2 separate regions of the Homo sapiens genome follow, and region 1 is linked to region 2. Evidence: chromatin loops called from intact Hi-C (ENCODE). Cell type or tissue: dorsolateral prefrontal cortex. All regions are shown on one strand.

Region 1 (8,000 bases), 700 kb after region 2:
ACACATATACTTCTATGTTTGTTCAAAGAAGTACATGAGGCTGGGTGTGGTGTCTCATGCCTGTAATCCCAGCACTTTGAGAGGCTGAGGCAGGTGGATTGCTTGAGCCTAGGAGTTCAAGACCAGCCATGGCCAACATGGCAAAACCGTGTCTCTAAAAAAAACACAAAAAATTAGCCGGGTGTGCTGGTGCACAACTGTGGTCCCAGCTAGTCGGGAGGCTGAGGTGGGAGGATCACTTGAGCCTAGGAGGCAGAGGTTGCAGTGGGCCAAGACCATGCCATTGCACTCCAGCCTGGGAGACAGAGTGGGAGCCTGTCCCCCCTGCCCCCACCAAAAAAAAAAAAGAAAAAGGAAAGAAAGAACGAAAGAACAAGGCAATTTGTTGCAGCACCATTTTAAAAAGCAGTTGATTGAAAATGACCTAAATGAATGTCAACAGGAAACTGATTCAATAGCATATAGAATACCCATGTCATGGAATACTGTGCAACCACTTTAAAAAATGGACTAATGGCCAGGCGCGGTGGCTCAGTCCCAGCACTTTGGGAGGCCGAGGCGGGTGGATCACGAGGTCAGGAGATCGAGACTATCCTGGCTAATACGGTGAAATCCTGTCTCTACTAAAAATACAAAAAAAAATAGCCGGGCATGGTGGCGGGTGCCTGTAGTCCCAGCTATGTGGGAGGCTGAGGCAGGAGAATGGCGTGAACCCGGGAGGTGGAGCTTGGAGTGAGCGGAGATTACGCCACTGCACTCCAGCCTGGGCGACAGAGCAAGACTCCGTCTCAGAAAAAAAAAAAAAAGACTAATATGTAACTATCTCCAGATATACTGCAAAGTGAAAGAGCAAGGTACAGAATGGGAGTTTAGTAACTTACATTTGTATAAAAAGATGAGGAGAGCTAAAAGCCCTTAACATACGCATGGATCAGCTCTGGAAGAATGGATGAGAAGCTGGTATTCCCACTGTTCAGGGGAGGGGAGTTGGGGAATGGGAAACAAAGATACGAGGGCAAAAGACTTTTTTTTTCCTATTTATTCTCCTTTTGGGTGTCTGAAATTTCTCTTTTTTTTTTTTCCTGTGAACGTTTAAAAAATCAGTTTTAAGCATTTAATACTTAAAAATGTAAAGAAAAAAAAGCAAGCAAGCTAATAGGATGCCAAGCAGCCCTTCTGCTCTGACTCCGAGCTTCTGGTCTGGAATGGCCAGGACTAAAGAGCTATTTGAACTCATTTCTGGATTGTGTCACATTGTCTTCTCTCCCCTGGGGCTGTCATCATAAGGCCCCAATGCTTTGAAATTTAGAGTGAAAGAAAAGTTCTTTATTTCTCTTGATGAACTTGTATATTTTCTCTGTTTTGAAAATAAGAAGTATGCATTGGGAAAAGGGACTTTGGAAACAACAACGACAACAACAAAATAAGAACATAAAGTAACAGTGTCTTCTTTCCCTGCTTTGGCTACCAGGAAGCTCACAGACCAAACTCAATTATATGTTAGCTGCCTGGGCTATATGTTAAATGCTTTTATTTCTGTAGAAAAATTTGATTTTCTATGTCTATTTCATGGTCTTTGAATTTGCTTCTCTATTCATATTTAAATTATGATTGATTTTATTGCATATGGGCTAAAAAAAAAAATTTGGATTTTCAACTGATGTTTTGTGCTCTCCCTACATTTCTTTGTCCCCCTTCCCCATCCTGCCCTCATTCATTCAAGACCAGGTGGCATCTTTGCCTCAGGGAAGGGATGTCACAGTAGAAGGATGAAAAAAATCTTTTGAGTTTCAAAGCCCAAACCCTGAGGGACTTTGGGCCTAAGCAACAGATTTGGGAGAGGAGGGATGGAGTCAGATGGAGAAAAGCAGGCTAAAGCTTCCCAGACCGGAGGAGAAGGGAGCAAAAGGAAATCGAGAGTGAGGGAACAGCAGAAAACCAGCACTGCGGAGAGACATCTGTCCCAGAGGGAGCCTGTGCCCTGCTTCCCACTCAGTGCACAAGGACAACACCAGACCCGTGGCAGAACGGCTGCATGGTTAGACAGATGGGCCTGAGACCACCTCCCAGAGCTTCCTGCACCCCAGAGGGCACAGGGACTATGCAAAATGACTCCCATATGCCCGGGGAGGGGGGAGTCTGGAGGCGCTTGGAGAGCATATCCGGAGGGCCCTTCTGCTTGAGAAAGGAAGCTGTGTGGCAGCCTCCTTCATGAACCCAGATCAAGGCCAGATGATGGTCTTCACCCCAGATGCCAGGATACATGGACAGTGGCTGAAGATGAGGACAGGTGTCTGGCTTGCCTTGATGCCTTGTAGCCCTGCAGAATGGAGATCAATCCAGGAAAACCCAAAGGTCAACTTTCTGTCATTTGTCAGTATGTTGCTCTTAAAAGAAACTGAGTCTCCTTATAGAGAAATCGTTATACATCTTGTAAACCTGAGTTTGCAAATGTTGATACTTGGAGGCCCTCAATGGAATGAAATGGAGAAGCAAAATTTTTTAAGTAGCAAAGTGCCTTGTCCAAACATTAGTCTTTTCCAGAGACTTCTATAAGAGGGAACCCCAGGACAGACTGCCCCCTTAGGACCCCGGGGACGGTTTTTCTGATAAGGATACGATTTCTCTGCTAGGGACACAACTACATCTCCCTCCCACATTCTGAAGGGCCAGGAAGCCTTTGCCACGCTTGGTGCTTCTTCCTCCATCAAATGCTTTCTGAATCAACTGGATCTGCCGCTGAGCACGGTAAGGCGGATGATCTGGAAGCTTTCCAGGTGCTTTAGGAAAGAAGCGGCATTTCAGCCACGGTTTTTGGCCTTCATAATCAATGTCAGCCTCTAATGCTGTCTGGAATAGCAGATGAGTGCCTGTCTGACCCGGAAACCTTTTGTTCGCCGCGCCCCCCAGCTTTGTTACTCGCTGATGGAGGCTGGTTTTGTCATCTGCCGTAGCTGTCTTACCGGTCTGACCGTTCCTTTACCTATCCTTCAAATGAGCAGAAGAATAATTTCTTCGTGGGGGACTGATGCTGAGCAGATGTTCACAGAGCCCCAGAGGATCACCGTGACAGGTCCCTCAGTAGGACTGAGATTGTGGTTATGTAATAATTTTCCCTTCTCATTTTGATTAAAAAAATGATGCATGCGCATCTCTGAGCGCAAATGTGTCAATGCTAATTGGACATGCGCATTCGAGACGGCTCCATACGGAACGGAATGGGACCGTGGCCCCGAAGCAACACTCCCTCCCAGCACCATATTACGCAAACAAAATGATTCAGGGGAAGAATTCCTCCATTAAAAAGAATTTGAGGTGTCCCTGATCTTTGGGTGCCAAACATTGTGGCGAAGGGCTCCGCCGGCCCCTACAGACGCGAACTTGGTGCCGTAGTCTCGAGTGCCCTCTGCCGTAACTTGGGAAACCAGCGCTTCTTTAGGGAGCCAGCCATGTCTCCTGCAAGGAAGGAAAATGAACTACGCTTTATTTCTCAAAAGTTTCCGTCAGAATCTGGCCTTCCTGCTGTTTCGAGTTATTTGGGTTGGGGGCCAGGCTCCCTCAAAGCCTGGAGTGTCCCGTTAAGTCAGCCTCAATGTTCACCCCAAAGATGGAACTGGGGCGTCTTGGAACAAAAAAAGGAAACTGACCAAAATACGATGACTCTCGGGATTGAAATAGAGCGCCACGATATTTTGGAGACATCTTCTGAGAGTATAATCTGGGTCTGATTTTATACAACCTCAAGCTGTTGTGTTCTGAGCATTATTTATTCATTTTAACGTTCACTCGAATTTTGTTTTTTTGCCCATCAAGCAATGAAAAGCTTAGATTTGGCCCAAAATGTGGAGGTCTTCACTGGGTTTGTCTGTGCCTTTCTTTCATACCTCAGTATGGCTTAAAGACCAAATGTTCATTTACTCTGTAAGTGAAAAGGATATTTGCCCATTAATTTCAACTCCAGTGCTCAAGCCCCATATAAGACACAGTTAATATGATCTCACTTTGGATGACACTCGGAGGAGCAGGAAGACAATTTGTGGGGGGAAAGGAATAAGAGGCAGCGCACATTTAACAGGAATGTTAATATTTACTGGTCGTTGTGCTCGATATCTGGAAGGCGGCACAGTCACTAAGTAGGGATTACATCTTCAATTAAGTAGTGGTGGCAGGGGACTTAGCGATGTTTCACAGAGGGAAACTGCCGGAATCATACTTTAAGGAGAATAATTTTTTTAAAAGCTACAAAAAAAATTGAAAGAAAAGCCCGAGGGAAAAAAATAGAGGGAACATTTCTGTTTAGGGAATCCTAATATTTTGGCTGAACACATTATGTAAAATTAAATACTATTTTAAACCAAGGAGATATAATATCTAATTAAGTTTTTGTGGTTGATGGGCTTAGAGAGGATTGTGAATGTTACATCCATTGAACTGAAAGAAGTAGAAAAATTAAATAACACTGTTCTATAGTGACTTTCACCCAGACATACAAGCAGACTTCCATATTCCACTATTACTCTGCCCTACCTACAGCTCACTGAAGACATGAAAGAGAAAATGAGAATGAGCACAGTGATCTCGTTAAGGCTTGTAACAACCCCAAGGAGCAGAGACCAAGAGTTGTCAGCCCCATTTCCAAGCAGCAGCCATGGGCTCCAAGTGAACAAGGGACTTGCATCTGGGGTTATCCAGTGAGTCAGGGTGGAGAGAGAACAGAACCACCACCTTCCCGCTGCATCTGGAACTTCTGTCCCAGCATGCCCTGTGCTCCCCAGCAAGAAGAATGTCACACTGGGGAAGTAGAGGCTTCGGTTCCTGACCAGAGTTATCAGGGAGCACCAACATTTTAAGACTTTTTGGAGTTTTAGGAGAATTTCAATGTAACGTATGTGGTGACAGGAGATGGAAGATAGTTTTAAAAGAATATTGACTTCTAAGATTAATTATTACATGACGGCATTTTCAAGTAACTCTATACAATAATTTTTTTTTTTTTGAGATGGAGTCTCGCTCTGTCGCCAGGCTGGAGTGCTGTGGTGCAATCTCAGCTCACTGCAACCTCCGCCTCCTGGGTTCAAGTGATTCTCCTGCCTCAGCCTCCCGAGTAGCTGGGACTACAGGTGCGCACCACCACACCCAGCTAATTTTTTGTATTTTTAATAGAGATGGGGTTTCGCCACGTTGGCCAGGCTGGTCTTGAACTCTTGGCTGCAAGTGATCTGCCCACCTTGGCCTCCCAAAGTACTGGGATTACAGACGTGAGCCACCACGCCCGGCTACAGTAATTTTTAAAGGTAGAAAATCAAGCCTGGGTGTGGTGGCTCACATCTGTAATCCCAGCACTTTGGGAGGCAAGGCAGGCGGATCACTTGAGGCCAGGAGTTCGAGACCGGCCTGGCCAACATGAGGAAACCCCATCTCTACTAAAAATACAGAAATTAGCCAGGCACAGTGGCACACACTTGTAGTCCCAGCTACTCAGGAGGCTGAGGCAGGAGAATAGCTTGAACCCAGGAGGTGAAGGTTGCAGTGAGCCAAGATCTGCTACTGCACTCCAGCCTGGGCCACAGAGCAAGACTCTGTCCCAAAAGAAAGAAAAGAAAATCAATCCCAGCACTTTGGGAGGCCAAGGTGGGCGAATCACGAGGTCAGGAGATCGAGACCATCCTGGCTAACACGGTGAGACCCCGTCTCTACTAAAAATAAAAAAAAATTAGCCAGGTGCGGTAGCATGCGCCTGTAATCCCAGCTATTCGGGAGGCCGAGGCAGGAGAATCACTTGAACCCGGGAGGCAGAGGTTGCAGTGAGCCCAGATCGTGCCACTGCACTCCAGCCTGGGTGACAGAGCAAGACTCTGTCTCAAAAAAAAAAAAAAAAGACAAGAGATAGCTACGCGATTTTTGGTGGGCAATTTTTAAAAACTTAGCTTGAATAGGGAGCCTTCTCAAACTGCATAAAACTGAAATACGGTACCCACAGATACCAAAAGGCAACATATACAAAGGCAATCTTCCAAGCACAAAGACTGAATGTTTCAATCATATTTCATTGTTTTCTCCCTTTAAAATTTTATTGTTAGAGATATACAATAAAAGAACTAAAGACCACTTTAAAAAGTTTAATAATATCTATTCTGTCTATAGTTCCCCACATAAATTAAGCAGGGTCATATTTCATATTTGAAGGGAATAAAAGAACTTCCAGGACATCTTCATATAGAGCTGAGAGAAATTTGGTGAGAAGGCTCTTTGAAATTAGAATATTCAAATTATAATTTGATAATAAGAAAGTATTTTAAATAATTAAAAATGAGAAATGAGCTTCAAGAAGTTGCTCTATGGTGGTCATTTTTGTTTCAATTGCTACAAGCAAGAAGTAGTTTTAAAAATAAATCACCAGGGCACAGCAAGTATTTCTGACAGGCACTTGCAGGCAGGATTTTATAAATTCCAATCATTTAACAAATTGCACCATTAAAAGTCATAATAGGTCTAAAAGCCATTCTTAAAAGAACTTACTAAGTAATTTGACCTACATAATCATCTTGTTAAATTCATTTGACATCATGAGACAGTTAGTGAAATATGCATAGTACATTATATTAAAGAAAAAAGTACCCTTCAATTGGTATCTGATTGCACTTTTCAATTGCAGCTATTAGTTGTCTATAAAACTCCTAGACATGATTTGATTTGATTTTATTACTGTTATATCATTTTACTTTGTAACATATAGGGGTGGAGATTACAGGTCTTCGATTGCTTACTAGGAAATATTTAACGAAGGATGTTTTATTTATTAGCATAAAGAGACACAGTGGATTATTGGGTGATTAAAGTGACGATACGGCTGCTGTACTTGTCAAAAATATAGCCCTAATTCAATAGCAAGGCGACAGAGAGTCTATGAGCTGATCTATGCCTAAGCAAACTGACTCTGAAAGCAGGACATTGCCCTCTTAAAAGGATCTTTGTAAATTTCTATAATTGCACATTATCAAAAACAAACAGCAGCGATAACAAACCCACAGAGTGAGTTCTCAATTGGAAGTTTACTTTCTATCTGCCAAGAGCCCCTACTTTTTATCTTTTGCATTCCTAACATCTCAAATCAATAATAGAGAATGATACTTAATGTTACTAATCTTTGTGGCAAACACTTTTTTTTTTTTTTTTGAGACGGAGTTTCACTGTTGTTGCCCAGGCTGGAGTGCAATGGTGTGGTCTCAGCTCACTGCAACCTCCACCTCCCGGGTTCAAGCAATTCTCCTGCCTCAGCCTCCCGAGTAGCTGGGATTACAGGTGTTGGCCACCACGCCCGGCTAATTTTTGTATTTTTAGTAGAGACGGGGTTTCACCATGTTTGTTGGCCAGGCTGGTCTCGAGCTCCTGACCTCAGGTGATACGCCTGCCTTGGCCTCCCAGAGTGCTGGGATTACAGACATGAGCCACCGTGCCCAGCCGGAAACATAATATTTTTATTAGAAGTAAATTGAAAAGAAAATGAAATAAATGGAGCAAAGGAAGAAAGGAACTAGCATTTATTGAGTGCCTTCTGTGTACCAGGCACTGTTCTAAGTGTTTCATCAGTACTATCAGGCTATCTTTTCCTTTTTTTTTTTTTTTTTTTTTTTTAGACAGAGTATCACTCTGTCATTCAGGCTGGAGTACAGTGGCATGATCTCAGCAGCTCACCACAGCCTTGACCCTCTGGGCTCAAGTGATCCTCCCACCTCAGTCTCCCAAGTAGCTGGGACCACATGCATGAGCCACCACACCTGGCTAATTTTTTTTAACGTTTGTAGAGATGGGGTTCTCCTTGTGTTGCCCAGGCTGGTCTCAAACTCCAGGGCTCAAGCAATCCTCCTACCTCCCAGCTTCCCAAAGTGCTGGGATTACAAGCATGAGCCACCACGCCTGGTCATAAAAAAAAAATTATTTTTAAATCTTGAATTGGCACCTATTCACTATTTGTCCTTTGTTTTCCTTCGGTTCATGCC
Region 2 (8,000 bases):
CCTCCACTCCCACCTCGCACATCTATGGATTTGCTGTTCAGAAAACATCTGTTCCCTCCTTCGCCCCTGACATACGCATCGATCTCATGCTAGCCCAGCTGCCTAAGCTCACCACTCTGGGAGACAGACTCTCAGTCCTCATCAGACAGAGATGTAGGGGGCTGTAAGGGACGGGGTGCAGGTAGGGCCTGAGGATTCCGACAAGGTGAGCCATGGGCAGGGGCATTGTTCATGCAGGGACCTCCTGGCCAAGGTCCTACGTCAAGGTTAGAAGGAAAGAGTAAATGATCGGATAGGCTAAGACAGCAACTCAGCAGGCCAAGGGACTCCTCCCCCAGGACCTGCTCCACCCTTAGAGGGGTCCCGGACAGCCAAGCCCTGATGGAGTTGGTCAGCAACCAACCAGCCCTGGGGCCAAGGCCTGCAGAAGCAGAGAGGAGGGGTCTCAGGCAGGCCAGAGGTGCTAGCTGGGATGCCTGGGTCCCCCACCCCACCCCAGCACACTGTCCTTTCTCCAGGTGCTCAGTTAGATTGAGCTGGGTCCCATCTTGGGCCTTTGCTGGTCCCTCCCTAGAAAGTCTGCCCCCTCCCCCTGCAGGGTGGCATCAGCATTCAGGCCTGGCCCTGACGCCCTCCTCTCTGGGCCACCTTCACCTCCACAACCCCGGCACCAGCACCCATCCCCACCACATCCCCAGCACGCAGCATCTAGTAAGGGCACCAAATGCATGCCCAGACATATGAGTGAAATGAATTAACCCTGAACCTGAAAAAGGGCAACCACCACACAAGATTCTCTAGAAACAATGTGAATTGTGCAGAAGGAAATTAACCCTACTCCATCCAGCCCATCCTAAGGCAGGGACTTGGACCTGTTCCTCTTGATGGGGCTGGGGCTGAGGCGGGCAAGGCAGGCAAGTGCTGAACAGTTGGCAACATTGCCCATCCCGTCTCCCTGCACCAGGCTGGGCCTGGGGTGAGGGGGTGGGGGCCGGGGTAGCTGGGCTCCTCCAGCAAAGAGCAGGACTGAGTCCCTGGTGACTATTAGGTAAAAGGTCCCTGACAATTTTGAGGGGCCAGATGCCAACTCGAGGGATACAGAGAAGATCTAGGCACAGTCTTTCCCCACCATGTCAGACAAAAAGGTTAGATACAGGACCTGATATGTTATAAAACTCAATCAATATTTACTTAGTGAATAAATGGACGGATGGATGGATGGATGCATTAGGCAGCCAAGTGGGCAGCACCGATGACTTAATGTACTGAGTGCTCCGACTCCAGCAACATGCATTCATTGTTCCTACTGTGTGCCAGTGAACAAGAGCAATGAACTCAATGACTTCTGCCCAGGGTGGGCCAGGGAACCAGGGAAGACTCTCCAAAAAGGCAGCATTTGGGCTGGGACGTACAGATGAGTAGGGGGTCGAGTGTGTCGTTATGTCGCTGGAGCCCAGAGGCGTCCATCAGGACTTGGGGGAGGGCAGATGAAAGGGCCTTACTGCCTAACTTGGAGCCACTGTATGTTTCAAAACAAAGGAGAGAGAGGATCCTGGGAAAGAGAAAGGGTACTCTAGGCAGAGGATGTGAATGGGCACAGCACAGGTGAGAACATCAAGACCAGGGGTCAGGGAATCTACTGGTAAACAATTGTACCCCAAGGGAGCAATCACAGCCTCTCCATCCACAGGGAAATGCCTGGTGGGGAGGAATGGGAGGAAAGAAACAGATTGCATGACTGTGTCTTGAAGGTCTAATTCCAGAGTACAGCATCACCCCTATCTTCCAGGTCCAGAAACTGAGGCTCAGAGGGAGACTTTCTGATGAGTGCAGCGTGCAGATAAGAGCATCTCCAAAGCTACCTCCTTCCCCAGTCACACCAGGGCATAAGCAACTGATAACAGCTGTCAGCACGGGACAGTGGAGGGAACACTAGGTTAGGAATAAGGGTACGAGGCTTGAGTACAGATTGTCAATGACTCAGTGTGTGAACTTGGTCAGGTGACTCCAACCAGATGACTTCCTTCTCTGAGCTTCTGTTCCCTCCTCTATGAATGGGGACAATCACTCAGCTTCACAAAACAATGGCTGCGAAATTGCCTGGTACAAGAGAGAGAACTTCCAGTGTGTAGGGGCTGTTGTCCTAACTGCCCAGCCCCCTAGATAGGTAGTTATGTCATCTGTGAAATGGGTGTTAGAATTCCTACCTCCCAGGACAGCTGTGGGCAGAAAACCAAAGAATGTGTGTGAGAGCCCAAGCACCATGCCTGGCACATAGTAGGTGCTCAGGAAAGGCTGAGGGTGCAGCTGCTGTCCACACACATGGTACCACTGCCCCAGGAAGGGGCTTCAGGAACCAAGAGCAATTCTGAGCACTGGTGACTGGACTCTGCCATTCTCCATTTCAAACGCTTTTTGAAAGCAGCTCCAGACCCAAGCAGGAGAGCAGGAGGCAAAAGAAACGCAGGGGCTTTCCCGAATGGAATTTTAGAAACACACAGAATTGTCTCCTGCACAGAAGGGAAGCTGTCTTCCACAGCACAGAGCCACCAGGCCCCAGACTGCTGGCTTATGTATTTGTCATTGCTCATCATGAATGGATGCCAGGAAAGTCTCTTTGTGATGGGGGCACAACCCCTCAAATCTCCTCCCCTCCAGATGCCATCCACTGGAGCTGAGACTCCCAGGTCCCCTAGGGCTTCTCTCCCAGGGGCCTCTGGGCTCCCCAAGGCCACGTGCTGCCCCCACTAGAGACCTGGGCCAGTCCTGACCAGGGGAAAGAGTAGCGCCGACAACAGCCCCAGATGGTATGTGCACTGGCACATACTGGCAGCTGCCTTCATGACAGCAAGCCATAGGTCCAAATCCCGCCCCTTCACAGGGACATTCCCAACTGGTCAGGGGTGGACCTCCCCTTCCCGGCTGTCTTTGGTGTCCAGGACGATTTGCCACAGACAGGGGGAGCTAAAGGGGCCCACGCTTGAGGCCGCTCAGCTCTGAGTCCTCGCCGGCCACAGAGGACCTTCGTGCCTGTCCTCTGTCCTCCTGCCCAGTCCCCAGGCCAGGCTCAGCTGGAGTTGGGGAGCAGAAAAACACGCATCTGAATCAAGGCTCTCGGAGCCTTTGCTTCTGCCTCCAAGAGGCGAGGGAAAATGAATACCCAGGCGAGCGAGCAAGAGAGACCCTCAGAAAACCCCAGATGCCCCTGGAATCAAGCCCTGTCCCACCAACGCCACGTGGATTGACAGGCTATTAGTCTTCCTGTAATTAGGATTCTCGCCTCAAATCTTGTATCTTTTTCCCCCAGAAGATTCTCCTCCAGCCTTCACCACTGCCCCCTGGCGCTTCCTTGCAAGGCTTTTGAAGAATCCTTTGCAGAGAAGCAGCCTCCTTTGGCAGGGGCTGCAGAGCACTCTGCCTCCCTAGGCCAGGGCGAACCAACAGAGGCGGGAGATGAGGAGGAGCAGCGCGGCTCTGCTGCGTGGCCCTGGGCAAGCACCACAACCTCTCTGGGCCGTTTGCACATTCTTACCGCCAGGGATGTGGGCGGTAAATGAAAGAGACCAGCACAAACCAGTGTCAGCTCCCTTCCTCGATTCCTAAAATGTGATGCCCAAAGATGGGCCAGCCTCCTGCTGTGCCTTCTCTGGGGGGACATTTAATAAGTGGAAGAGCCCTGGCTCTGAGTCAGGCTAGAATCCCAGTTCTGCACTTAACCAGCTGTGTGACCTCAGGCAAGCAACCTGGCCTCTCTGAACCTGAGTTTCTTCATCTGTAAGTGGGAACGCTAATGCTGTGCTGAGGGTTCCATGGGACAACCATGTAAAAGCACCCAGCACGCACCCAGCAGGCAGCAGGTCCTGCACAGCGTTCCCTCGCGTGGGGGTGGGTTGGGGCTTGAGCACGGGTTGAACCTGGAAGAGGCCATTTCCCTCCCTTCTCCCCGAGGAATAATTGTGAATTCCTGGGTCTCAGAGGAAACATCCGCTTTGGTGGTCAGAAAGGACATCCTCCTTTGAGCAGGGGGAGAGCAGAGGGAAGGGGGTTGCGAGGGTCACGCCTTCCCCAGGCATTCTCGGGGTCTCTCCAGCAAGGATGGAGGCGGCCAGGGGCTTGGGCGGTGTGGGGCGCCACCTGGCGTCCAGAAGAGGTAAGACAGGCGGAGCGGGACCCTCCGAAGTGGGAGGAGGACGCTGGTCAGGGGAGGAGGGGACCGCGAGAGCGAGAGCGGACATTCTACCAAACACATGGACAACACAGAAGATGAGGAAAATGAGCAGGGCAGCTAGTCATAGGAGCAAATTTTAAAAATTAAGTGACTGAGGTAGTCAGGGGGCCTCACTGAGAAGTGGCTTGGAGTAAGACCTGAAGTTGGGGACTGGATATGCAGATGTCTGGGAGGAGAGCTTTTCAGGAAGAAGAATCAGCCAGTGCAGAGGCCTATGGCAGACCCAAGCAGGAGGCAAAAGAAACGCAGAGGCTTTCCAGGATGGAAAATGAAGAATCAGCCAGTGCAGAGGAATGTGCCTGGATGTGTTCCAGGAATGTTTCAGAATGAGCTAAAAGGCCAGGGACAGAGAACTAAGAGGAGAGGAGAGGTCAGAGAGATGGCGGTGGGCGGAAGGAGGGGGCGGGGCGGAGGAGGGGGCGAGGGGGCGGGGGGGCGGAGGGGGGGACGGAGGGGGGGGCGGGGGGCGGGGCGGAGGGGGGATGGGGCGGGGCGGGGTGTGGCTGTGCGTCTGGATAAGGGTTGTGGCTTTTATGCTGCACGAGAAGGAGAGCCATTGGAGAGCTTGGGGCAGAAACAAGAGCTGATGACATTTTAATCCCTCTGGCTGCTGTGCTGGGGTAGACTGTCAGGGCCAAGGGCAGAGTGTGAAAAGCGCCCAAGAGGCTTCTACAAGAATCTAGTGGGAGATGCTGCGGCTCTGGCCAGGTTAGTGGCAGTGCCAGTGGTGAGAGGGATGTGGTTCTGCGGGTGTTGTGAAAATGGAGCCAGCGGGATTTGTTGACAGACCAAAGTTGAGGTGAGACAGAGACTCCGGAATGACTGCAGGGTTATTGGTCTGAGCAGGGTTATTGGTCTGAGCAGATAACCAGATGGAGTCACCACTAACTTAGATGGAGAAGGCTGGTAGAGTGAGGAAATATCGGGAACTTATGTTCGGACTTGTTAAGTTTGAGATGGCTGGGAGATATCTAAGTGGAGAGGGCAAGGAATAAAATGCTTCCTAAACTCCAGCATCCATTCAGTCCCCTGGAGAGCTTGTTAAACCGGATGGATGGGTGCCACGCCCACCCCTGCACCCCTGAGTTGCAATAGGCCCAAAATGATTCAATAGGCCCAACATGGGGCCCAAGGTTCTACATTTCCAACAGCTTCCCAAGTGATGCCAATGCTGCCAGACTGAGAACCACACTTCGAGTAGCACCAAAGTAGGCAACTGGATGTTTGAGGCTGGCATTCAAAAGAGAGATCCTGGCAAGAGATAGAATTTTGGAGTCATTGGCACGGAAATCCACAAAACGACATGAGCTCTCCCAGGGAGTGTGTGTGTGTAAAGAGGGAAGAAAAGAGCATTGAGTCCCGAGCCCCAGGCTCTTCAATGGTAAGAGGTTGGCAGATTAGGAAGGACCAGCAAAGACTGGGATGGGAAACCACTGAAGCAAGAGGAAGGCCAGGCAGATGTGTCCTGAAAGCCAAAAAGAGAAAGGTCATCATTAATATGATACATTTTGCAATTTGTTTATATGTAAGAGGAGATTAATAGCTCATAGCATTCCCAGGCATTGCTGTTAGGAATTGCAGCTCCAGGCTGGCAACCCTTAAATCACAAACTAGATTGTCAAGAGGACTGCCTGGAATTCCAGCTCTGTAAGTAATATGCTGTGTGGCCTCAGCCAGGTCACTTCACCTCTCTGGGCTTCTCTTGCTTCCATATATAAATGTAATAAGAAAATCTTTTATTTATTATTTATTTATTTATTTTTGAGACAGAGACTCGCTTTGTCACCCAGGCTGGAGGGCAGTGGTGCGATCTCCACTCACCGCAATCTCCGCCTTCCGGGCTAAGGCAATTCTTGTGCCTCAACCTCCTGACTAGCTGAAATTACAGGCACCCACCACCACACCCAGCTAATTTTTGTATTTTTAGTAGAGACGGGGTTTCATCTTGTTGGCCAGGCTTGTCTCAAACACCTGACCTCAAGTGATCTGCCTGCCTCGGCCTCCCAAAGTGTTGAGATTACAGGAGTGAGCCATCACGCCCGGCCAAGAAGACCTTTTAAAGTAGATGTTCTAAGAGTCTCTTTCAGTTCTGAATCTCTTTGTTATCTTACATGTTACCCCCTCAGAGATGCCTTCCCTCACTCCCCTGTCCAAGGTAGCTCTCCACCCAAGTCAGCAGTCATCACAGAACCATCACAACCTGAAGCCCTGTGCATGTTGCTGTTTATTTCCTGTTTACATCACAACCTGAAGCCCTGTGCATGTAGCTGTATACTAACCCTAGAGTTAGTATAGCTTAGTTAAACTTTCATTTATTGCTAAAGGTTTATCACTGCTGTCTCTATCAGCCTCCCTGCACTGTAAGGGACAAGGGGGCAGGTCCAGTTTCTGTCTTGTTTCAGGTTTTGTCTCCAGCCAAGATAAGTATCTTTGCAAGGCTCTGTTTTTATTCTGAAAGGAAATTAGGAGCTATTGGAGGGTATGGAGTGGAAGGGGACAGTCTTCTGCCTTGGATGTATAAAAGGGATGCTGGGCCACGCTGATGGGCTAGACCATGGCAGGCAGAGAAAACAGGCAGGAGGCCAGGCAGGGGCTGCCAGTGCCCAGACACAGGCCGGGAGGTGCAGGTGGCAGTGGCAGGCAGTGGCCAGGCCCTGGGTATATTTTGAAGGTCAAGCCAACAGGACTTGCCAGTGGGCTGGGTATGGGCATGAGACAGGCAAGTTCTCCCAGATGTGACTCCGATGTGACATTTTGGAGACTCCCTCAACACCCACCTGGGGAAGACAGACCAGTTGGGAGGAAATATCTGGAGTCTCATTTTATTAATTCTGAGAGTTTGTTGTATTAGACAGTGAAGCGGAAATGTCAGGAAGTCAGCTGGAAATAGGAGTCTGGAGTTGGGGGGAAAGCCTAGCCAGAGACAGGAATTGTGGCGTCATTGGCGTAGAGACAGCGTTTAAAGCTGTGACGCTAGATGGGTTCACCAGGGGAATGAGAGTCGAAAGAGAAGAGCAGAGCAGAGCTGAGCCCTGAGGGGGGCAGAAAGGCACACAGGGACAGTGGAGGCAGGAGGCAGAAGGCAGAGGGTGGCGGGCCAACAGCTCTGAAGGTCAGTGCTCTATCACAGGGGGGTGGCCGAGGAGGGGCCCGAGGCTGGAACCAGGAGGCACTATCCCAGGCCTGCCTTCTCATGCCAGCAGCAGTGATCTATCCTCAAGGAGAATATTGATTGAGCACCTACTGCATGCAGAGACCTCATCAATGGCTCAATCAATATGACACGGCCACGCTTCCTGATCCGAGCCCTCTGAGCAGGTATTTTCCATCCTGGACTTATCCCTGTTTCTCAGGAGAGGGATGGACCCAAGAGACAAATAGTTCCCCCAAGATCGCACAGCAAGCCAGTGTAAAACAAGCATAGAAACCAGCTTTTAGGGGGCTCAAGGTGGGGGTCAGAAAATGAGGTGAGAGCAAGCATTTACTGAGCACCTCCTGTAAATATCTCCTACATACGAAGTGCTCTACCCACATTACTGACCACCCAATAAAGGCAGGTCCTGTAATTCCCAATTTGCAGATGGATAAGCAGAGGCTTAGGGGTGTGAAACAACCTCCTCAAGGTCATGGCTTCTAAGTGGTGGAGCCAGGCCTGCAAACCAGGCTGTCTGAATCCAAAATCCACCTCCAAGTCCACAGTGGGTTGGCCCCACCCCCAACCCATCCCCATCACCAACAGGACGGTGGTCAGAGTCCACTGAATGAAAGCATG

What was found. Peaks named below come from ENCODE experiments on the same cell type or tissue, not always from the same donor. Only the 100,000 strongest peaks of a DNase experiment are listed, where the experiment ranks them.
Region 1: it touches region 2 in a loop (2.5-fold over the local background); 36 of 110 quality-filtered maps call a loop at or near these places.

What each region holds. Positions count from the first base shown.
Region 1 is chr5:171,333,738-171,341,737 of GRCh38, forward strand. No RefSeq gene overlaps it. Among named protein-coding and RNA genes, the nearest start is that of SNORA70J, 28 kb to the right of the region's middle. In dorsolateral prefrontal cortex, a CTCF peak has its summit at 3,412 (motif pointing left); a DNase peak (open chromatin) is centred at 3,394; H3K4me3 peaks cover 1,370 bases; H3K27me3 peaks cover 5,649 bases.
Region 2 is chr5:170,629,057-170,637,056 of GRCh38, forward strand. All of the region lies in intron 1 of KCNIP1 (potassium voltage-gated channel interacting protein 1), which reads left to right. Among named protein-coding and RNA genes, the nearest start is that of KCNIP1-AS1, 48 kb to the right of the region's middle. RefSeq lists enhancers at 3,698-4,279, 4,054-4,233, 7,049-7,798. In dorsolateral prefrontal cortex, CTCF peaks have their summits at 3,060, 3,277, 4,146 (motif pointing left) and 4,371; DNase peaks (open chromatin) are centred at 2,915 and 4,145; H3K4me3 peaks cover 1,374 bases; H3K27ac peaks cover 2,576 bases.